Regions from separate parts of the Mus musculus genome. Here all the other regions are linked to region 3. Evidence: chromatin loops called from intact Hi-C (ENCODE). Cell type or tissue: left cerebral cortex. All regions are shown on one strand. Region 1 holds the start of Coa4 (cytochrome c oxidase assembly factor 4). Region 2 overlaps Mrpl48 (mitochondrial ribosomal protein L48). Region 3 holds the start of Rab6a (RAB6A, member RAS oncogene family).

Region 1 (8,000 bases), 70 kb after region 3:
GAGTAAAGGTGTGTGCCACCATGTCCAGCTATTTATTCATGTATTTATTTTTGCAGTTCGGGTGATTGTGCCTTTGTGCCTGCCAGGCGAACACTCAGCCCCTGAGCTACATCCTAGCATACTCCAGCTGTTGAACGCTGATCTTTCCCCAGGCTTTAGCTAAGTGGTACAGTCTCTGTGATGCTGTGGGTGGCAGTGAATCCTAGCTCCCAGTCAGTGACTGTGATAAAGAAGGTGAACAACTGACTCTATGGTGTGCTTTGCTGGTAAACTATGCTGTTCAGCAGGTTGGGTGAATTAAACATTTTGCTTGCTTGCTTTTTGAGATAATCTTCACTCTGTAGCCCACCCTAACCTTGAGCCCAGGAATGCAATCTTACTGCCTCAGCATCCCAAGTTCTGGGATTACTGTGTGAGCCAGCACTCCCCCTCTCCTGTGTTATTTTCTAGAGGTGCTGGAAAGCAAACTGAGGGTTCTGCACATGCCAGGCTGTGCCCTTCCACTGAGCCACATCCCAACCTTTTGTTATTATTATTTATCATCCTAAAACAGGATCTTGCTGTTACTCAGGGTGGCATCTAACCTGGAGTCCCCTCTCTCATGCCCAGATGTTTCTCTTAATGCATTTTAATGCCAAAGCTCAATTGCAGTAATTGTAGAGTAACGGGTTTCATCGAGATGTCCCACACGTGCCTATGCTTTACTTCAGTTTTACCCTTCTCTCTCTCCCACTCTACTCCCTCACTCAAGGTCGCTTCCCCTCCCCTCATGGTACAATGTCATCTTGAATGCATTTGAGGGACGTAGCCCCACTGTAAATGACACAGACACATTCCTGTTTAGATTTGAGTACCTAAGCAACCGAGGTTTTTCCTGATGGAATTTACACTGTGACTGTACTGCAGGGCACAGAAGCACATGCATCTAATAACATGAATTCAGTAGAGAATCTCTTATGAAATGGGTTTGTACATTTCAGTTTTTTTCCCCTGAAATCAGATCTTACACTGTAGGTCTGGGTGTCTGAGAACTCACACAATAGCTCAAATTGGCTCCAATCCCCTGTTTCTGTCTTCCTGATTGCTGGACTTATAGGCATGTGTCACTATATCCAGATTTATATATTTAAATTGTTTATAGAGCGCACCAAAGTGTCCTCCCAAAACTTAGTCATCTCTTCACAGAGAAGAATGCCCATTCCTATCTCTACCAATACTGGTCACTTTACTTGCCAGCGGCATCAGCTAACATTTTGTTTTTAAAGCCTGTTTTTTCTGATTGTTTGTAAAATATACTTCCATTTTCCTATGTCTTTGAGTATATTAGTTCTTTTTTATTATTAATAATCTCATTTCATAGTTCAGGCCAGACTGGAACTTACTACATAGTTTAGGCTGGCCTCAAACTTATGTGTGAGCCTCCTGCCTCAGCCCCCCAAATTCTGGGATTGTAGGTAGATAAGGGCCTCCACACCCAGCCAGTGTTCACCTTTCTAGTTGCTTTTTCTTATTGATTCTGATGCATTTTTCATTTGCTCCAGATGGCAGTTCTTCCTATGTTACAAATAAATAAGTAAAGTGTACTTCATTCAGTTCCACTCAACTGACTCCCTTTTCACATTCAGAATTTTTTATTATTTATTTTAGAAGATAGGGTGTCACTATATAGCTATTGCTATCCTGGAACTCACTTTGTAGACCAGGCTGGCCTCGAACTCAGAAATCTGCCTGCCTCTGCCTCCCCCCAAGTGCTGGAATTATACTTTTTTATTTTTGAAGATAGGTGTCAATATATAGCTATTGCTGTCCTGGAACTCATATGTAGACTAGGCTGACCTCAAACTCACTGCGATCTGCCTGCCTGTCTCCACAGTCCTGGGATTACAGGTATGGCCACCACACAATGCCCATCTTTGGGATGCTTCTGGTGTACACAACTTGACTCACAGCTCTAAGCTGGAATGGACCATCAGAGACACAGCTCTATTTAGTCACTTGCTCTTCAGCTTGAAATATGACTTTACTGTTCCTTAACCTTCTCATGCCTTCTCTACGTTCTTCCCCTAAAATTTCAGCACACAAGGTTCAAAGTAGATTTTAGGGTCTACCAAACTTCAGACTTGGACTGCTAACATACAGATGCCTGAAAACTTTCTGTTAGTAATGATAAAAAAGCAGCCTAAGGTTCTATAGTAGGTCACCTTCCAACCCTCTTCCCATTCCCAAATGACTGCCAAGAACATAGAACAGGTTGGTGGTTTCACTGAATAAAAATGAGAAGCAGACTAGGTGTGATAACATGTGCCTTTTATCCTTGTGCTCAGAAGGCAGAGGCAGGCAGAGCTCTGTGAGCTCAATTCCAGCCTGGCCTACAAAGTAAGTACCAGGGAAGCCAGAGCTACAAAAATAAACCCTGACTCAAAGAAAAGGGGGTGGTGGGAAGCAACTGTTGCTGTTAGAAGCAGGACACAACACACTGAGAGAAGGCACTGTCAGTACTGCCAAACTAGCTCTGTGTTGATAGTGGCTCCATTTTCTAAAGGTCATAGTCTGTATTTTAATGTTAAACATACTTCCAAAATGTCAGACAAGCTTTGTGTTGGTTTGGTGAGGGGCAGACTATGAAAAGAAAATGTTTCCCTGACAGATGTGGTGTCACATGCCTGTAATCTCAGTCTTTGGGGGTGGAGGCAGAAGGATCATGCATTTAAGGTCATCCTTGGCTAATGTAAGTCTAAGATCAGTCTGGGCTACACAGATTCTGTCTTTAAAAAGAAAAAGAGGGTGTTTCCCTACTAGCTCCCCCGACCCATTACACTGAAGAAGTGAGGAAAGATAGAGGCACTTATGTCACTGCGGAAACCGAGTTCACTCCTTTGAGTGTTGCTTTATTTCTGCCTGTCCCCTGAGTCTCTCAGCAACGGGAAGGTCACGTTACTCTTCGAATTGCACATCGCCAACGCAATGCCTTAGAAACACTTCCTGTGGTTAAATTTGTGATTGGAAAATGAAGGCCTGATTGGGCAACCCGTATGTACTTATAAAGTACTTGGCACACAGTCACTGAGAGGTAGGGTGGAGGGAGTGTGGTTGTAAACACAAATATTGGTAGAACAAGAATGTGGAGGATATGTGTGATCTGACCATAGATCAGCTCATGGTGACCGTCGTGTGCAACCTCATTGGGTCTGGCTGTCAATCCTGTCCCGAAGACTGTCCCCAGATTTTACACCACTTCTATTACTTAGGGTTTCTTCTTCCCAGGTCTCTCTGGGTGCTGATTTCGTCAGGCCCACTGTGTGAGATGGTATAAGGTCTCAGTGTTGAGCACTGGCTTGCTCTTTCCTCCTCTGCAGCTCCTCCCTCCGTCTTGCCTGCTGTGCACTCATACAATCCCTGAAGGCCTGCACTTGCGGCTGGCACTGGCGCCAGTCCTGGTGTTGGGCCATGCACTCTTGCACTGCAAAGTGGGAGGCTGCACAGCCAGACCGGGTGATGAGCTGGTCCAGCGGGTCTTCCTCATCATCATCCTTCTTCACCGGGCGAGTCCAGTTATGGCCTTGTGGGACTGAGGTTGACATCTTGAGGAACCTAGAATATCAACAGACAAGGTTAAAGTACCGGTATGATTATACATTTCTTCCTGTTCATAAACAGTGACGTCTAAACTGCACTGCATGGCCTTACTTATATGCCTGTCTCCCTTAGGAGACGAAGCTCTTTATTGTCAGATGCTAGGCCTGATTTAGCATAGGGCCGCCAGCACATGACCTGACAGAGAAAGGGCCTGCAAAATGGTTTGATGAGTTGAGATAAAAGTATCTAAGCTCAATGGAGTCTGCTAGTGGAATGCAAGTTAAACAAAACATGCCATCTTTTTTGGAGATGTCATTTCTGATCTACCTCAAAACAAAACAAGCAAACAAAAAAACCCAAGCAAAGAAACAGCCTTTCTTCTTCTCTTCAGAAGAGTAAGGTTGAACACTTGGAAGACAGCCCAAGTACATGCAGGTTTGACTGGTGGGGGGAACTGAGGAGCTCAGTGTAGCTGTAGCATAAATCACGTGGAGGCTGAGGCAAAAGATGGGTCTGTGTGGTATGAGGCTGTTTAGTCAGCAATATCCAAATGTGAGCTTATTTGCCCAGACTGCTTCCCAAAGATCATCTGTTTCAGAACCCTACAGAATGCAGCAAGAGAGAACCCTACAGAATGCAGCAAGAGAGAACTCAGGAAAGGCTTCAATAGAGATAACTTCAACCTTTGCAAAAAGTTTGTTACGACGGGGTATAAAGGCGCTAAATGCCTCTTTTCTGTCTTATTCATTAATAGGTGGTTACTGTGTTGTGTGTTGGCTACTATATTAAGAGTATACAAGGGCTGGTGAGATGGCTCAGTGGGTAAGAGCACCCGACTGCTCTTCCGAAGATCGGAAGTTCAAATCCCAGCAACCACATGGTGGCTCACAACCACCCGTAATGAGATCCGATGCCCTCTTCTGGTACGTCTGAAGACAGCTACAGTGTACTTTACATATAATAAATAAATAAATCTTTAAAAAAAAAAAAAAGAGTATACAAACAAGACCAAGCTAGAGACAATTCCTGCCCTCATGGAGTTTACAATCTAGGCAAGTAAACTGGAAGTTTACAACAGTATGTACAGACAGCTGGGAAAACGAGGCAGGTCTAATCTGTCAAGACTTTCTAGAGAACCTGACTTCCAGGATGAAACTCAAGGATGAATGAGTTAGCCAAACATGGGAAAACTATTTCTGGCTAGAGGTAGACACATGAGAGGAATCACAAGTTCGATGACTGGGCTGAAAATGTAGTTTGGTAGTAGTACAAATGTCCAACGTGGAAAAGTAAATTGAATTTGATTCTCAGCCTCGTAAAACACTTCAGTAACTGGAGAAACCAGAAGAGCAGGAAATGAAAATTGGCAGAAATAAGTAAATGATTGATCAGCAAAGCTTTGCAGCCCATGTTAGGAGTTTAAGACTATTATCATGAGGAAAAGGGGTAGGTCACAAGACGATTTAAGCACTTCTCTATATAAACCTCACCGCTACGGAGGCACAATAAAAGGGTAAATGTCTTTGCCTGGAGACCTGTATTATTAGGTAGGGCCGTCAACAAATCATACACACACACACACACACACACACACACACACAAAATAAAATCGCTTTAAGATTCACTAGGTAGACTTTGTAAATAGCACTGCAGTATATGTCCAATACATGTTGTCCTCGGTACTCCTTGAATAAAATGAGTTCAACCCATGCTTAGAAATAAGGGCAGGCTAGATGCCTGACAGCTTGGCAAGGCCTTCTAGTAAGGCATGACAAGGAAGAGGAAGGAGAGAAATACAGGCATCCAAGTCCCCTGAAGCACCTCTCCCAGTTTCAGGAGCACTCCCGCCGTCCCCACTGTGCATCCGGTGTAGGGATGCGTGCGCAGTGCTCACCCGCAGGTGCAGAAGAGCGTGCGAGCGCGTTCCGCCCCAGACGCGGGGATTCGTAGGCAATAAGGACGCCCCCTGTTCTCTCCGCAGGAAGCCGACCCAGCGGGAGCACACACGCGGAAGAACAGAGCCCTCTGCAATTCCCATTGGTGAACTCTCCGTGTAGAGCCCGCCTTCAGCCCGCCTCTTCCGGGAAAGGGCGGAAGGAGCGGACCAATGGAGACCGGATCCTAGGGAAGGCACCTTGGATCGTTCTGAGAGACTGTGTACACACCCTCAGGTGACTCCAGGCCACCTGAGAGTGACGGAGGAGGCGGGTAGCCATTATGCCTTTTCATCAGCAAGAGCTCTGACTGGACCCATGTCTGAAGTGTTACCGCATGGGTTGCCAAGTAAGCTGAAGGGCACAGGATCCAGAAAAGGAATTTCAAATGGGACATTTTTCATTCCCAAGTAAAACAAAGAAACATGTATGCACAGTGTGTCCCATGCCATAACTAGGATCTAGAATGCCCTAATTGCTGAAGTGAAAGGAAGAGGCATTTTCTATTTACATTTGTGTATTTATGTGTGGCGTTGAGGTACACGTGTGGAGAGCAGAGAACAGCAAGAATTGATTCTGTCCTAACATGTGGGTCCTGGTCTTGAACTCAGGTTGTATGGTGGCTGGCAACTTTACTCAGGAACCATCTTGCAGGGGCCAAGGGATTGATCTTTCCTCACTCTGCCTGCCTTCTCTTCCCCACTTTCATTGACAGTGCACACAAGCTCCCTGGAGACCCTTTTCTTAACTTTCCATCTCTCTAGGCTTCAGGGTGGAAAGTGAGTTATTGCACCTAGCCATATCCAGACAACTCTAATCCTCTTTTACCTCTGAATGGCATTCTGTGTCATTCCTGACCATTGAATTCTCTCTCTCTCTCTCTCTCTCTCTCTCTCTCTCACACACACACACACAATCAACCTTCCTAAATTCTGTGAGAAAAGCTCATTTTATTGATTATCTGTCATTTCACATACCATTATTATGTTTTGTATCTATTTTTGGTTTTGTTTTGGGTATTTTATTTGTATTTGGGGGGATAGGGTCTCACTATGTAGCAGTAGCTACTGTGTGTAGTAGCTAGCCTTGAATATGTAGTTCAGGCTGGCCTCAAGCTTGTGGCTTTCCTGCCTTAGCTCTCCGAGTGTTGCAATGACAAGTGTGTGCCACCGGGACCAACCTTGAAGCTTAGTTCTTTACTATGATAAGTGAAGATCATCACACATATTTATGATAAATACATATAGATCATCAAGCATATATGTACTTATATATGTATTTACCATATATGTGTATTTATCATATATCTATGTCTGGTGATTTTCACCTGTCATCAGAGAAGATAAAATTCTACTTTATAACCAGTAAACAAGATAAAATTACTTTAGCAACTTTCTCTACATATAATGAACTTCACCTCTAAAACTTTTTTTTGAAACAGGATTTCTCTGTGTAGCCCTGGCTATCCTGGAACTTGATCTATAGACTAGGCTGAACTCAGTCTCCAAGATCTTCCTTCCACTGTCTACCAAGTGCTGGGATTAAAGGCATGTGCCACCACAGCCTGGCTTTGTGGTTTGATTTATAGTCAGTCTTTCATTGTATTTCCTCCAAAGTCAGTTTGCTTTCCTCAGTTTCAACTGACTTCCAATATAGGTATGTGGGGTGTGTGTGTGTGTGTGTGTGTGGTGGTGGTGGTGGTGGTGTTCCTATGGGTCAATTACATAAGTGTATCATCTGTACAGATGCCTAAATTGGGTCTTCAAAGAGATAAATATGAAAGTTATTTATTTATTATTTTTGAGACAAGGTCTCACTATGTTGCCCTGTCAGGCCTGAAATGTTCTAGATCAAGCTAGCCTTGAATTCACAAACATCCACCTGCCTTTACTGCCAAAGTGCTGGGATCAAAACTGCCCTAACTTACCCGCAAGTTTTTATTTTTGAGACATTCTTTTGTGATGTACAAGGAAACCATCCATCATTTGGCAGCCTGTTTGCCAAGGAACTGGTCTGGATAGGGTCCCAGAGCTTACAGCTTTAGAAGGATTTACTGTGGATAACAGGCAAGCTTTATGTCCTGTAAATGGCACAGCACTGAGAACTGGTCCTACCATATAGCTCCTTCGGATAGCTACATGATCCTGATGCTCTCCAAGTCATTGGTAGACTCAGCAAAGGTGTGCCTTTGACGGTAATGTTCCGCCATGCCTGTTTATGTGGTGCTGGGGATACAAGGCAGGGCTTCAGGTAAGCACTCTGTCGTCTGCTCTGCTCAGCACTGCTCAGTTTTGTTTGTTTGTTTAAATAGCAGATAGTTGAAAGGAAAGTTAAGAAGCAGGCAGTTGGTTGTCTGCTTCCCTCTCAGCTGTTAACTGCTTTCTAGGGCTTGTCATCACCCTAGAAATGTATGTAAGCTCTGCTGCATACGTACAGCCATTGCCATCCTCATCAAGGACCCTGATGCTTCTCTAAGGGACTGTGCCATTA
Region 2 (8,000 bases), 52 kb after region 3:
CCTTTCTCTTTGTTTTTTTTTTTTTTTTTTATTCAGCCCAAAAAGAAGAAAGCAAAAGTAGAACTGAGAGCCATTAATGTGGGGACAGATTATGAATATGGGGTTTTAAACATCCACCTGACAGCATATGACATGAGTCTGGCAGAAAGTTATGCCCAGTATGTCCACCGCCTCTGCAACCGGCTGTCCATCAAAGTCGAGGAAAGGTAGGAAGGATGCCTTCGCCTGGCGTGTTCCTGGTCTGGGGATCATGTTTCATTTCTTCTGTCAACTCAGGTTTTGGTAAAGTAATGTACATGTAATGGAAGTTAGGGTTTAGGTACATGCCTGCCACAGTCAAAGGACAAGACAGATCACTAACCTCAAAAGTTCCCTGCTGCTCTGTAAAGCCTGTCACCTCCCCTCCACCACCCAAGGTTTGGCAACCACTGATAAGTTATCTAGCCCAGGTTTTAAGTTGATTAATTTATTAATGTATTATGTGTGTCTGTATGTGTGTGCTCACTAGTGCCTTAGGGCACCTATGGCGTGACTCGTATGTGGAGGTCAAAGATCAGCTTGCAGGATCAGTGCTTTTGTTCCGTGGGTGCTCTGTGGGCATCAGGCATGCTGGCTGGTGCCTTCCCGATGAGCTTTCCTCTCATTGCCCTCTGTTCCTGTTTTGATGTCTTCAGAATAGCATGTAAATGGAACCACACAGTAGACAGCTGTTTGTATCTGACCTTTTTCACTTAGCATAATGTGTTTAAGTTCATCAAAAAATGTTTTTGCAAGTTTTAAAAGGTTTTGACAAAATACATGTGAAACTAATAATTTTACTACTTCTAAAATTTTGTATTGCATTTCTGTATTTATTGTGTATGTGTGGGTCTGGGGGTAAATATGCCATGTGGGTCCCAGGGGCTCAGTTCATCAGGATTGGTGGCTGACAAATCGCCTTTACCTGCTGAGCCGTCTCACCAGCTCCATCTTAGGTGTTTTTAACTCGCATATGGTGCAGCGATGGCAAACTCACTCATAGTGGGCAGTTGTTACCACCTCCAAACTGAAACTCCGCACTTACTAAACAGTAATTCTGCTTTCCCTCCTCTGCTTATCCCATAACTGTTGCCCCTTGACCCCCCCCACCACACACACACAAAACCTTCCTACTTTTTGTCTGTTTTTGATTGCCTTCTAGAAGTAGAATTCTACTGTATATTTATTTTGTGACTGGTTCATTTTGCTGAGCATAATGTCTGTAGAATTTGTCCGTGTTGTACCATATGTCAGACTCCTTTTTTAAGACTGAATATTCCATTATACCCTGTATTTTGCTTCTCCATTCATCTGTCAGTAGATGATTGTGTTCAGCTTTGATTTTGAGATAGAGCCTCACTATGGTAGTCTTGGCATGTCAGGAGCTCATATGAGACCAGGTTAATTTCTCAAATTTATAGCAATCCTCCTGCTTCTGCCTCCAAAGTATTGAGATTATAGGCACGAGTCACCACATCCAACCTGTTTTCTTCTTTCTTCAAGACAGGTTTTCTCTGTGAAGACCTGGCTGGCCTCAAACTCACAGAGATCTGCCTACCTCTGCCTCAAGTGCTGGGACTAAAGGCATGTGCCACCACTGCCTGACTCTAACCTGTTTTCTTAAATGGTTCTTTAGAAGGGTAGTGTAGTGCTTATTAAGTTTGTTAAGTTTGAATTGTTCATTTTTCTTTTATGGTTTATGCCTTTAGTGTCATATATAATAACTTACTGTCTAATCCACAGCGGTAAAAGTGTTTACTAGCAGTCCTTTTACATTAAGTCTGACCCATTTTGTACTATTTTTTGTATATGGTGTGTAATTTGTGTTTATCCCATCCTTTTCAAGAGAGAGTCGGTTTCTTTTTTCTTTTTTCTCTTTTGCCTTTCTTTACTAATATGGCTGTTCGGTTGTTTCATCATTTGGTGAAAGGACTTTTTTCCCCACCGAATCTCAGTATCTTTGGAAGCTAGCGGACCACGAATACCTGTGTCTGTTCCCGGAAGTGATTTATGTTACGTTGGTCTATATATCTGTGCTTACACTAACACTTCACTATTTGAGCTACTAGAACTTGATAATGCAGTGTTCTTTTTTTAAAATTATCTATAATGGCCTTTTGTTTTTTTTCCATTAAATATTTTTACTAACTTGTTGATGTCTATAGAAAAACCTACTGGGATCTTTTGAGATTGTGTGTGGAAATTAGAGATCGGTTTGGGGAAGATTAGAGTCCTAACAAGTTTTTCCACTGATTCAGGCCTTTCTGCCTGCTCTCCCTCTCATGTGTTCTTTGGATCTGCTGGAAGACAGCTGGCATTTAGTGTCTGTTCCAGGGCCTCTGCCTTTCATGCCTTATCTCAGGGTTTCTGACGGCTCACAAGTCCCCTGGTTGGCCTTAAATAGCATTAAGTCACTTGATGAGAAATGGCTTTCCTTTTAAGTTCATACTCAATTCAATTACTCCAAGGAGACATGCCCAGAGTGACTGGTGTGACCTGAACCCCAGTCTAGCACTTCCTAATCTTTGCAGCAGAGGCGGGTGTCGGCCTTGGAATCTTGGATGAGCACTGCTGTCTTGCTAGGATTTATGACATGATTTTGTTTTCATTGTATTTATTTTTAACTTGCCGTCTACTTATGGCAGCTGATATGGGTCTTCATTAGTAATCATGATGTAAAGGTAAACTTTTTGCGTTGTCATTTTCCTTTGGTGAAAATGTTCTGTGAGCTGTAACTAGAGGACACAAGTAGAATCAGTTCGGTTATAATCAAGATATAAACATTTCAGTCATCCTGAATTCTATGCTTCTGCAGTCAACTCCTTTCCCACAAATCCTTGCTAACTTCTAATCTGTTTCCTTTCCCTTTGCCTGTAGTTTTGTCTCTTTCAGAATGCCATATAAGTGGGAAAAAAAACCAAACAAACCATGTTCCTTTTGAATATAGCACTCCTCACTTAGAATAATACAGTCAAAACTTACCCATACTTGTCTGCATCACACACTTTGCTCCTTTCTGTTGCTCAGTAGCATCTCATTATAAAATGTGCTTCAGTTCCCATTTGCTAATTGAAGGGTATTTATGCTTCTAATTTTTGGCAATTATAAATAAAGCCACTACAAATAGGTATGAGTTTCTGTGAGAACAAAGTTTTCATTTCTATGTAAGACTGTGATTTATGGTCAAATGGTAAATATGGCACAGTTTGAATGTGTAGGAGACTCTGCAAACGTCTTACCAGTGGCTGTACACCTCCTCCCTCACAGCAAAGCATGAATTCATATGCTTATACAGCTCACATTTCTTCTTAAAAGTAATTTTTTAAGTGAGATGGTTTTTTAAAAGGGTAAATAACAGCTCAGGTAGTTTGTCATGATAGCAAGATTATAGGTAGATGCATAGCATGTGAACATACAAAAATGACCATTTCTTTTTTAATATTAACACATTCCCATTTTACACACCAGGAAACCAAAGATCTGAAAGACTGAAGTCTTTCCTTCCCCTCTTCTCACCCCTCCCACCCTCTTTTCCTTTCTTCTTCTCTTTATTTTGAGATAGGGTTTTATGTAGCCCAGGCTGGCCTTGAACTCACTATGTAGCTGAGGCTGATCCTCCTGCTTCCCTCTCCAGGTCCTGGGATTAATGGCTCATACCCCCATGGTTTAGTTAATTCCGTGCTAGGAATTGAACCCCAGGCTTCCTGCTTGCTAGGCAAGTACTCTAGCAACTAAGCTTTATCTTCAATCCAGCCCTGATTTTTTCTTAGGTTCCATCTTGTTTATTATTTCTCCAAGAAAGCTTATTAATAAGTTAAATCCTTCTGTAATATATTCCGGAGAAATAAAGGATATACAAATTCCTTTTCTTTACGTGCATTTTTTTTATCCTTAGACTTATTTTCTATGATTTTCCAGATTATGTTCTGTATTATGTTAAATTCTATAAGGCAGGGGCTGCTTCTGTCTCCTCAGTGGCCCAGCCCCAGGCCCTGGCCTGGTCTGCAGTGCATTCTAGGCGCGGAGTAAATGGCGGTTGATTTGGATTGTGCCCCAGCCCTCATGGCCATGCTTCCTAGCACAGCGGGATGAATGGCACCCTGGTTTCTGCTTCTCTCTTGGCTCCTCGCTGCAAATAGCTCAGCATAAAGAGCTGTTTGTTTTCACCCAATCTCTGCACTGGCTGACTGAGCTTTGCCAACTGTTGTATCACTGCACATTCACGTTGCCCAGCTTTTCGGAGATGAATTTGTTTTCTCATGGTTTTCATTTAATTTTTCCTCTGGAGTGGGGATGGAGCTCTGAGGGTACTACTGTCTGTGACCTTGAGTTGGAATTGGGCTGCAAGCGCAGCTCGCAGCTCGCCAGGTTTTGTTCTGCACGGGGTCTGGAATGCGCAGCTGCTGCTCCTGCGGCAGAGCAGAGCAGAGAGGAGGCCTCTCTCCTGATTTGCCTGCTTCCCTTTGCTAAGCAGCTGCCTAGGGGGACAGAAATGACACTCAGCTGACCAGCCTGTGTTCATGGAGAATGTACCAGTGAACATCATTAGCTCTGAGGCAACTCATCTTTCCTCTTTTAAAAAAAATCTACTTTCAAAAAAGAATTTTTTTTTTTTTTTTAGAATAGCTTTGTGTGTTTCTGGATAATTTTGGTTTTGTTTTGGCAGCACCAAGCTTTGAGTGTGAGCCTTGTGCATGCTCAGCAGGCCTCTCCCCAACCCCGGCTTTCCCCTGGTATTTACTGTGCTAGGGGTGGAGCCCAGAGCCTTATCTGAAGTCCAAAGAGCGCATTGACAACTGGGTTGACTCTTCAAATAGTTTGGTTTTTTTCTCTTTTCCCTTTTGTGTCTCTGCTGTTTGATCCGATTTTATTCATTGCAGGAAAACTGGAAAGTGCAGAGAATGCAGATGAGTGAACAGAAAGGACCTGTACTTAAGGACTTAAAGGCGTATGCTACTTTGGAAGGGCCCGTTTCCTCAGTGTTTACTTACTTATTTATCCATTTAAAGTTAGTATATATCCAAAATGGCCTTGGACAATCTAATCATTCTGCCTCTACCTCCCAATACTGCTGGTATTACAGGGTTGTGTGTGTGTGTGTGTGTGTGTGTAGGCCAGACGTCTTCCTCAGTTGATCTCTACCTCATTTTATTTGTTTGCTTGTTTTGGGGGTTTCGAGTCAAAGTTTCTCTATGTAGCCATGGGATTGAAGTTGTGTACCACCACTGCCTAGCTCCTAAGTATATTTTTAAAAATTATTTTCTTTTGTATGTATGACTGTTTTACCTGAGTGTGAACCACATGCATGCCTGGTGCCTGGTGAGTCCAGAAGAGGACATTGGAGCTCCTGGAATTGGAGCTACACATGGTTATGAGTTGCCGAGTGGGTGCTGGGACTCAAGCCTGGCTTCCCTGGAAGAACAGCTAGTGCTCTTAACTGCTGAACCATTTCTCCAGCATCCTAAGTACATTTTTATGTCCTGTTAAATCACTACTTCACCCATGAAGCCATCCCTGGACCCCCTTTTCTCTGAGATATTTGACACTCTTTGAAGGCACAGACTTCATTTGTCCCTAGAATGCCTAGGGCAGAGCAGGCTATTAATAATTTTTTATGGTTACATTTATTTATGTGTATGTGTGTGCATACGTGCATGTGCCCAGCACAGCTGGAGGTGAGAGGACAGCTGTGGGAGTCAGTTCTCTCCTTCCACCATGTAGGTCCCAGGGATTGAACTTAGATGGTCAGGCTTGGTGCCTGGTACCTTTATCCACAGAGCCATCTTACAGGCTTACAATGTTTTGCATTGCAATGTAAATGGCATGGTTAGTGGCCATTCTAGCCAGTCAGTCTTCCCTGCAGACTGCTCAGAGGGTAGGTAGCCTCTCATACTCTCTACTGCTAACAAACTCCCACAGAGTTATTTTATGTGACCTTTCATAAAGAGTCTATGGTTGTGTCCCCACTTTTAAATATTATGGATTGATTACCATATTTGTATGGAAAGAGGCAATCCGAGATTGTGCTGGGGTGGTCCGAGCTGCTGTTTGGAGCAGGTACCTCAAGGAGTCCACAGTACTCAGGAATTCACAACCATTTGTCAGAGCACAGGAAACTGCTTTTGAGGGTGTAGGATGGCAGGCAAGTTGCTGTGTAGTCTCAATCATGGCTGCAAACCTGTGACAAGGCATGTTCTTCTCACTCCCTAGCTGAGAGACAGACACACAGAAAGAGGGCTGGATTGACCTGGGAGTCAGGCAGGGAGTAAGGGCGGGACTGGTCTTAAATCTGGGACCATCAGGTTTCTGTTCCGATTTTGGTCACACTAAGTGTCCTTCTGTAGAGGTCCATCCATAGAGACCATTTGATGAAACTGTGGGACGTAGAACATTGGGGGTTCTATTGTCAATATTAGTATTTCATTCTCTTCAATTTGATGAACTTTTTGGTGAGAGGAATACAGTATTAATACCGTACTTCCTGCTAAAACATTAGTTTATTTTTACCACCACACCTGATCCTCAGTGTCCTCACAGAGGCTCAGATTGTAATTTCATTTACTTACGAAGCTCAGGGGGAGAGGTATCTCACCAAAGCACGGATTGCTGGTAAATGGGAGACTCCAGACACACTGCTCTTTTCCCTGTAGAACTTGGCCTACGGAAGCTAATAGAGTGAGCACAGACTTGGCAGTAGTGATTTCCAACCGAGGTGACTGCCAATCATTCTGTCCCGCGCCGGGGCGGGGGGGGGGGGGGGGTGGGGTCCTGGTGACATTCAATGGATACAGGCAGGAATACACACACAGACCAGTACCCACAGTAAGAAGTGCCCGGTCTGGAGTGTTACTAGTGCTGACCTTGAGAGAAACTTCCAGAACTGGTTAGGTATGCCCTCTTATTTCTCCAGAAAAAGGAAGTGGCCAAGGCTTCCCTCTAAAGCCTGCCTAAGTGCTGGGCTGGATTCCTTTAGAATTGGCTCCTTTTTAGTAGCACCAAATAGATATTATCAGCAGGTTACACTTAGGGAATTGTGTCAGGCAAGTGTGGCTGGGGACATAGAAAGGCACTGAGCACAGTGTGTCCCCTCAGAGTTTAGAGATATCCTGGAGGAGATAAAGGGTGCCTGCTTACTTAACACTGGCGGCAGGTAAGCATCCTCATGGAGTAATGGCTGTACTCACCGATGACCCTGGTTAAAGTGGTGCTGCTGGCTTGAGTGGACACTCTAAACAGCTAACTCTTCCTCTGCAGCTATGCGATGCCTACCAAAACCATGGAAGTGATGCGACTGCCAGACCAAGGCAACAAAATGGTCCTAGACTCCATCCTTACCACCCATGAGCGAGTGGTGCAGGTAAGCACTCAGGGTGCCCAACTGCTTTTACTCCTCTGGCTCCCTCCCTCCATCTTTTTCTCCATCTGTCATTCTTCTCTTACTATTATTGTCTTCCCTCCCTTAAATCAGTGGTTCTCAGCCTTCCTAGTTCTGTGACTTTAACACAGTTCTTCGTGTTGTGATAACTCCCAACCATAAAGTTATCTTCATAAGTATTTCAAAACTGTAATGTTGCTATTGCTATGAACCATAATGTAAATATATGTGTTTTCCAGTGGTCTTAGGTGACCTTATGAAAGGGTTGTTTGACCCTCCCAAAGGGGTCTCAACTCCCAGGTTGAGAACCTTTGCCTTAAATGATGTCTGCATTCCAGAGCTGGGCTCTTGACTCCTCTGCCTCTCCTGTTATGAAATCACATCCATTCCCCAAGCTTCCTTGTATACCAATAACACACAAACCTAGGTGTACACAAATATATAAGCATATATATATATATATGCTTTTGTTGGATCCTCCACAATGTACTCCCTGACCTCACTGCAGGGAAAACTAATTTTTCAGGGGACAACTTCCCTCTTTCTAATCCTTTGAGCCTGGTGCTTGATCCTTCTTTGTCTTTGTTCATTGATCAAATTCCTTACT
Region 3 (8,000 bases):
GAAAATAAGATTGCCAAGACATATGCCATTAACTAGATCTGTCAAGTAATAAAACAATTCATCTTCACTACAGAACAGGGTTATCGTTCATTTGAAAAGTTAAATAAAATCACATGACCACATCATCTGCATATTTGACATACTTTTTTGCATTATACTAACAGCAAATAAGTTAATAGCGTCAGCTGGGGGGGGGGCCTGTTTAAATCAAAAAGAAAAAAAAGTATAATATGTAGACAAGTAAGTTCTTTTTCTTTTAGTGTTTTAGTTAAACAGTTAATAGGTTAATAGCTTTGACTACTATTATATTTAACTATTGTTTGGTCACCAAATATTTCTGAGCAGTGACCATGAAACTGGTTCTATGCCAGTAATAGGGGTTCAATGAACATAAAAAGATAATAATTTTTATGGAACTTGCATTCTGTTCTGCCCTGGGAAACACAAAAAAACAAACACATAAAGTATTATAAATGTGGTAAATACTCTTAAGGAAACAAAGAAGGCTATTCCAAAGACCACAGTCTTTAAAAGCTGAATTGTGGATTTCTAACAGTCCTAAAAATAAATAATTCATAGCAACTTACATCAATGCAACATAGATTCTACAGGCCTTTGCTAATGCATAAGAAAACTATAGACACTGACCGTGAAAACAAAAATCAATCTTTTAGTGTCAAAACTACTGGATAGCATTACTTAGCAATATGATGACCTCAAAAAATAATTAACCTCCTAGTTCTAAAGAGCAAAACGCATGCAAACATAACCCTAAAGAAAGCAAGTGAAATCTGATATATAACTTAATATAATTGGTTATATTAGATATAGAAAGGTTATATCTATATATAGAAAGGAAATCTGAAACAGAAAAAGAATATTGTTTTTTAAAACTAAGGCAATATAAATAAATAATATATTTTAGTTAATAAATATAATCAACATTTGGCCAATAATTTTAACAAATGTGCCTTATTAATGTAAGGTACTAGTTGGAAAGAGGATGCAGGATGCATAGGCATCCTCTGAACTATCTTACCAATTTTCTATAAGTCTAAAACTGTGCTAATATATAGAAATGTATACACACATACATAGCTAAACCTAACAAGGCATTATTTAGTTTCTACCTGGGAAGGCTGGGAATGAATGAAAAGGAATAGTTGATAAATTAAAGAAAGAAATAACAGAACCTGAGAGGCTGATACAAGAGGATCTTGCACCTTCAAGGCCAGCCTAGGCTACACAGTAAGACTGCTTGTCTGTCTGTTTGTCTGTCTGTAGCTCTACACACACACACACACACACACACACACACACACGCATGCGCGCGCACACGTATGAAAAAGCCATATTAAAACACATTACTCTGGGACTGGCGAGATTGCTCAACGGGTAAGAGCACTGACTGCTCTTCCTAAGGTCCTGAGTTCAAATCCAGCAACCACATGGTGGCTCACAACCACCCTTAATGAGATCTGACGCCCTCTTCTGGTGCGTCTGAAGTCAGCTACCATGTACTTATGTATAATAAGTAAATATTTGAAAAAAACCAAAAAACAAAAAACACATTACTCTGTTTGCCAACTTAAAAAAAATAATTTCCCCATGGCTAAGGATATAGCTCAGTATGTACTCACCTAGCACCACATAAACCAAACACAGTGGCAAACACCTGTAATCCCAGCACTTGGGTGGAGGCAGGATCATCGGATATTCAAGGCAAGTCTTGTCTATACACATTTAGTTCATAGTCAGCCTCACTACATCAAAGTGCCTTAAAAAGATATTAATTTCGAAATAGGAAAGAAATGAAATGAAAATAAAAATGGGTATGATGGCTCACCCCTAAAATCCCAGCACTCGGTGAGGCAAGAGGACAATCAGCCTAGGCTATCAAAATGTAACTCTAGCTTAAAAAGAAAAATAGTATCTGAAAGAAAATGAGAAGTCATAAAACTCTAATATAATACACTCAAGAAATCCAAAGGAAACCTGCACCTAGCTACAAATTAAGATCTCATGATAAAAACTTCAACAGAAAGATTCATAGATTTTTGTGCAAACTAAATTATTACTGTATCACAATATGAGGTAGTCAACAATCTCCAAAGACTGCACAAGAAGCACATTCAAACCTATTTATTAACAATGACCAATGAGCTTCAATTTATGTATGACACTGTCCTGAAACTGCCATGCAACACTACTGGGATCAGGATCACTTCATAGGTTTCCCTCCGTTCCTCACCTAAGGGAATGCTTATTTTATTTAATTATTTATTGTAGGTGGTGTTCATGAAGATCAGAGGACAACTTCTGAGAGTTGGTTCACCCCTTCTACTGTATAGGACCTGGGGATTGAATTTTGGTTGTCAGTTGTAGTGCCTGTTTTACTCACTGAGCCATCTTGATGGCCTGGAAATGTTTATACTTGAGAAATATCCATAAGCAAACAAGAGGGAGACTAGATCTTTCCATCTTATAAGGTTATAGGGAAGACAAATCCAAACATTACAAGAAGAAAAATTATTTCCCAGGCCCTGCTGAAGGCAAAATTGCAACCAGTGTTAACCAGCCATAAAGTTCCAAATTGGTATAAATAGTTCAAGCTAGCAATAAAAGCTAAGAATACTTTATCAGTTATATGCTTTTCACTCCAAATACTGTTCTCCATAACCTCATTTAAGATATCTAGTAAGTATTTAATGTTTGATTACTTGGAACTAATCCCCCAATGTCTGAATTACAATGATGGTCAAGAAAAATGTAGAGGAAAAGCGAAGATTATAATCTCTGAATTACTGTTCAGTTTGAATGATATAGAATAAAGCTGTTGGAAGAAGTAATCTTCGTGGCAACCATTACAAAATTAGAACCTTGTATCCACTAGGAAGCACAGTGACTGCAGAACCTTGACCAGACAAATGACATTACAATTTCATTCACAAGACCCTATGAAATATTAGGTATACATAAAAAAAAATCAGTTAACTCAAATAGTATTCTAATCTAATTTAGAGAGCTAGATGGTGGATCTATTACCCTATTACCCAAAGGCAATCCTACAAAACAAAGATGCATTATTCTAAGCCTCTCACATACATCTTAAATATGTAACTGGAAAATTCTCAAGAAGAAATTAATAATTAACATTTCACCCGTTAATCCTTGCTTGTATCATCATGAAGATACTTAAATATTTCATATTGAAACGAGAAAAGAGGGAAGTGAGATGAGAAAAATTCAAAGTAAACTGATCATGACATAGCATCTGGCAGAGACTGAAAAGGCATCAATATAGCCAAAAGAATTGTCAATGACGAAAATTAATAGAAAAATAAGGATTTCCAACCAGTCCCAACCCAAGGGACCAAAATCATCACTGGCAACGCCACCTCTTTTCAAGTCTCCTTCAGTTAAAATATATTAGCTCACTAACCCTAACTAATTCTTCATTTAGGTGTAAACTGAGCAAGAATTGTTTTTCTCCATGACCACCTCTTCTCTCACCTTCCGAGAGACTAGTACAACTCCGAGCCAAGCCTCAGGGGAAAACAACGCCCAGATCCCACCCTCCTTCATCCAAGGTTGAAGAGGGGGCCCATTCTCCAGAGTTGGGGGCTTCTCGGAGTGGGACCTCACTTCCAATGGGAACCGGAAAAAGAGCAAGGAATAAGGGTGGGGCCCCATAAAGCCGGCCCGGGTGGTGGAGACCACGCAGAGCAAAGGAAGAAAGGGATGGACAGGAGGCTGGGCGGGGTGAGGACTGAGGAGGACAGAGCGGCCCGAGAGGGCCCGGCTGCAGGCGGCGGAGTCCGGGCGAGGATCAGAGATCTAAGCTACAAGCCTGATAGATCCTAGCGAGGAGGAGCCAGGGACAGGGACAAGAGGAGTCGGGGGACCCGGGGAAAAGGCTGGGGTGGGGGTTTTAGGAAGAGCGAGGCCGGCGGGGAGCCTCAGCGGCCAGAAGGGCTGCACTGGGGGCGGTGCGGGGAAGCCGCGGCCGGCTGCCAGGAGCGGGGGAGTCGCGCACTCACCGCTCTGCTCTCCCAGGAACACCAGCTTGAATTTCCTCAGCGGATTCCCGAAGTCTCCGCCCGCGGACATGATGGAGCCGGAGGAGCCGCCGCCGCCGCCTCAGCCCAGAGACCTCTTCCAGACCGCTGCAGCTCCAACCCGCTAACGAAGAGGGCCGAGCTGAAGGGGCAGCCTCCGAGTCCTCTCGGCCCCTGCAGGGCCGGGCAGAGGGGCGAGGCTGAAGGGAGAGTGCCTCCACCGACCGGCAGCCGCCGCCGCCGCCTCCCCGCAGAGTCGCCTAGCACCGAGCCGGGCCCGCGGCCGCGAAGGGACGCAGGGCGGTGTCGGAGGCAGCCAGCGGTGCGCTCGGGCTTCGCTAGCCTAGCGCCGTTCCTTCCCTCAGAACGCGGCGCGGAGACTGAGGTGAGAGAGGAGGGTGGCGAGGCGAGCGCCGCAGACGCGTCTGGGTCTCGGCACGCGCAGTGCTCGGGCTCTCACAGCAGCCGCCGCCGCCACCACCGCAGCACAACCCGCTGAGTGCGCGAGCCTCTGGCGCGGATGCGGGGCGAGTCCGGGCGCGAGCCTGCCGCCCTGCCGGCCTCGGACGTGCGTGCGTGAGTGCGTGCGTGCGCGTCGCCGCCAGTGCTTTCCTGGTTTCGCCAGCAATCCCGGCTCCTCCCGTGCGGTGGAGAAAGGGGCCGATCAGGTTTCGACTGGCGTCTGGAGAAGCCGGGAGGAGGCGGGACCGAGTTCCGGGTAAGCAAGGGGGGGAGAAAAAAAAGGGGGCGCTTACGTCAGTGACAAATCGAGCCAATCAGAAAAAGCGGAGGGCAGGCAGCTGCTAACTGAGGTGGCGACGCGAGAGCGCGCGCGCGACTCTCGCGCGGAGGAAGGTGTGGGGTTCTGGCAGCCATAGGAAGTGTGGCGCGACGCAAGGCGATTGGAGGAAGGAGGAGGGAAAAGAAGGTGGGACGGAGGCGGAGCCGGAACCAAGGTGGAATGACCGCAGCAATGCGTGGGTGGGGTTGGGTCGCTCAAAGGTGTATTGTAGGTGCTAAACCCTTAACGTCGCTTCTCCTTCCTCACTTTAGCCCTTCACCCGTTTACCCTAGCCTTCTAAAACGTAATTCCTTGCTCGGCATCTTCGTGTATATAAGATTTCCCACCGTTACTCCGTGGAGTTTCATAACTACCAGAAACAAGTCCTCTCCATTTTGTGGGTGAGGAAATTGGAGTCCAACAGAAGGAAATGACTTGCAAAATCCACGTAGTCATGTCATGGAGTCAAGGTTTTATTTGAACCTCTGCTACCTCCTTACGTTAAGCCATCAAATTCCCTAGTGTCTGTTGGCGTGATCTTCTGTTGAGTGGCCGTTGTTTTAGGTGCCCATAACATCAGACGATAACCATCGTCTACATGCTAGAAATGAGTTTAGATATCATATAAGCCAAACTCCACATATTACAGATATGAAATGACTGCCCACTTAGCGGTGCAGCTTTGGAAAAGGTCACACAACATTCCAGAGGGCTGCCTCAACAAAATCACAAATCTGCAGAAGGAGTATTTAAAAGATCATCCTTTCTCCTTAAAGCAGCACTTCTGGATGTGCTTGAGTGGGGCTTCCTTAAATTTGCCATCTGAAGCATTTCCAATTGTCAACCAGATTTGAGATCCAATAAGATAAAGGTGAATGCCATAAGAAAACATGAACTAAGCATAATGTGGACAGTTACATAACATAATTAAATGTAACTTTTCATCTGAATGGGATCCCTAAAAAGAGAGTATCAGACAAAAACAAAATAATTTGAGTATAGCATGAATTTTAGTTAATAACAGTATTTTGTACTGATTGATTTATTATAACATATCAGTCCTATTAAAGTAAGCTGTTAATAGAGGAGTCTGGAGTGGTATATGGGAACTTCTATAATGGCCTTTGTAAATCTAGTAATTTTCTATCTAGTGCTTCACATCTGTAATCCCAACCCCCAGGAAGCTAAGGCGGAGGATTGCTGTCAGGGCTTGGCAAACCTGGGCTATAGAGTTAGTTCCAGCTTAGCCTAAGATACAGAGTGAGGTCCTGCAGAGAGAGAGAGAGAGAGAGAGAGAGAGAGAGAGAGAGAGAGAGAGAGAGAGAGAGAGAAAATCTACTCTTTAGGACACCTAAGAAACTTCTAGAGCCAGACATGGTGGTGCATGCCCATAATCGTAGCACTTGAGAGATACAGGTTAGAGGATCCTAAATTTAAGGCCAGCCTGAGCTACATATCAAAGTTAGGCTGCATGAAACCTTGCATCACTGAAGGGAAAAGAGTTCTAAATAAAGTCTATTCATAGAATATGAAAAATAAAAAAAAGTTAGGTGCCATTGAATTAGAGAATTTGGCATCTGCACAATTTTTTGCCATTCTTCAACATTTCATGGGACAATATCTTAAAAAGATATCTCTGTTCAGACATATTAAAACCCTTTTAGGGCTGGAGAGATGGCTCAGCGGGTAAGAGCACTGACTGCTTTTCCAAAGGTTATGAGTTCAAATCCCAGAAACCACATGGTGGCTCACAACCATCCTTAATAAGATCTGACACCCTCTTCTGGTGTGACTGAAGACAGCTACAGTGTACTTAGATATAATAAATAAATAAATAAATAAATAAATCTATCTTTAAAAAAAAAACTTTTAAAGACATCCAAACTCACATCTGTAACCCAGTAATGGGGAGTAGAGACAGGAGTTTAAGATCATACGTAACTACATAGGTGAGTTTGAGGACAGCCTGAGCTACATAAGATGTTGTCAAAAATACTTTGAAAACATAAAATAAAAATGTATAAGTAAAAACATCAAAAGTCTATGTAAGTATCTTATACACAAAATACTTTACATGTTATTGACAAGGTCAAACAAGTGCCTTATCAAATGCAGGACGACTCACTGATGAATAAATTAGGAGAAGAAACAAGTTCTGAAAGTGTCGTCTAGTTTGACCTACCAATGACACAACTATATCTCAGAACCTTCTCTATCAAAATGTTCTCTCTGGGGCTAGGAATAGCTCAGGGGTACAGTGCTTCCTTTGCATAATAAAGTCTTGGGTTTAATCCTAACACTAAGTCAATCAATCAATAATAAAGAATTACAAAAAAAAAAATTCCCTGACGTTCCTCTCAAACAAGTGGTGGAATTTTTGAATGTATATCTAAAAAGGAAAAGGAGAAGCTGGGTCATAACATGAATAAATATTTGAGTTTTAAAACCACAGTAGCAGCTGGTACTGGATGATGGAGGGTTTCTGACCAGGCTAGACTAACTACAAAGCAAGATCTTGACTCAGAAGCAAAACTAGCCAAGGCTAGTAGTTCATGCCTATAATCCTAGCAGGAGTTCTAGCTTGGGTTCCATAGTTAATCTCAGACAGGCCTGAATTTCAGCAGAAGACATTGTCTCAGAAAGAGGGGAAGGAGGAGGAAGAAGCAGAAGAGGAAGAGAAGGAGGAAAAAGGGGGAGAAGAGGAAGAGGGAGAAGATGAAGAAGTCATTGAAGTTGTTGTCTTGATTGTACAAGTAGCTTATCAGGTCAGATAGGACACCCACCAATAGTATACCTAGAATCCTAGCACACAAAGAGCAGTAACAAAAAACTTTTTCTCAAGTGCTTTTGCAAACAAAAGTAAGAGTGGCTTTTTTCTCTACTGGGTACAAGGTTTTCATTGTTTCCTGAAATAGCCTTTAGAGTGACATCTGAGGATTCAAACTACTTTGTACTTCCTCCAGAACTTTATGAATCAATTCCTTCCTGCTGCTTTGTTTCTGTAGTCACCAAACAGCTGGGCTATTAGGAAGAGAGGGCTAGTATAACACAATTCGGACCTCAAGTGTTTCATGCCTTATCAAGTTTGATGCCTCCTCTTTTGTCCCTTCTCTCCCTTTTTCCCTCTGCTCTGTCTACCTGGATCTCACTGTGTTGTCCTG

Evidence for each region. A loop is a pair of places that touch in the nucleus more often than their neighbours do. Peaks named below come from ENCODE experiments on the same cell type or tissue, not always from the same donor. Only the 100,000 strongest peaks of a DNase experiment are listed, where the experiment ranks them.
Region 1: a loop joins it to region 3, with 2.2 times the contacts of the local background. A loop is called at or near these places in 4 of 42 quality-filtered maps.
Region 2: a loop joins it to region 3, with 2.2 times the contacts of the local background. A loop is called at or near these places in 5 of 42 quality-filtered maps.

What each region holds. Positions count from the first base shown.
Region 1 is chr7:100,534,663-100,542,662 of GRCm38, reverse strand. Coa4 (cytochrome c oxidase assembly factor 4) reads right to left here and starts at 5,563. Exons shown (of 2, transcript NM_183270.2): 1 at 5,471-5,563; 2 at 2,851-3,591. The coding sequence starts at 3,581. The coding sequence ends at 3,318. It overlaps Gm39058 (a long non-coding RNA gene), which reads left to right and starts at 5,544. Exons shown (of 2, transcript XR_869836.2): 1 at 5,544-5,859; 2 at 6,952-7,072. It overlaps Gm39059 (a long non-coding RNA gene), which reads left to right. Exons shown (of 2, transcript XR_869837.1): 2 at 57-1,309. In left cerebral cortex, a CTCF peak has its summit at 4,510 (motif pointing left); DNase peaks (open chromatin) are centred at 2,469 and 5,589; H3K4me3 peaks cover 1,517 bases; H3K27ac peaks cover 1,393 bases.
Region 2 is chr7:100,551,954-100,559,953 of GRCm38, reverse strand. It overlaps Mrpl48 (mitochondrial ribosomal protein L48), which reads left to right. Exons shown (of 8, transcript NM_198831.3): 5 at 37-206; 6 at 7,273-7,375. Among named protein-coding and RNA genes, the nearest start is that of Gm39059, 12 kb to the right of the region's middle. In left cerebral cortex, no CTCF peak of the experiment used is centred here; DNase peaks (open chromatin) are centred at 1,028, 3,214 and 4,255; H3K27ac peaks cover 3,155 bases.
Region 3 is chr7:100,604,334-100,612,333 of GRCm38, reverse strand. Rab6a (RAB6A, member RAS oncogene family) reads right to left here and starts at 4,748. Exons shown (of 8, transcript NM_024287.4): 1 at 4,041-4,748. The coding sequence starts at 4,110. It also overlaps a transcript of Mrpl48 not described here. In left cerebral cortex, CTCF peaks have their summits at 1,491 (motif pointing left) and 4,651; DNase peaks (open chromatin) are centred at 4,014 and 4,775; H3K4me3 peaks cover 4,082 bases; H3K27ac peaks cover 2,288 bases.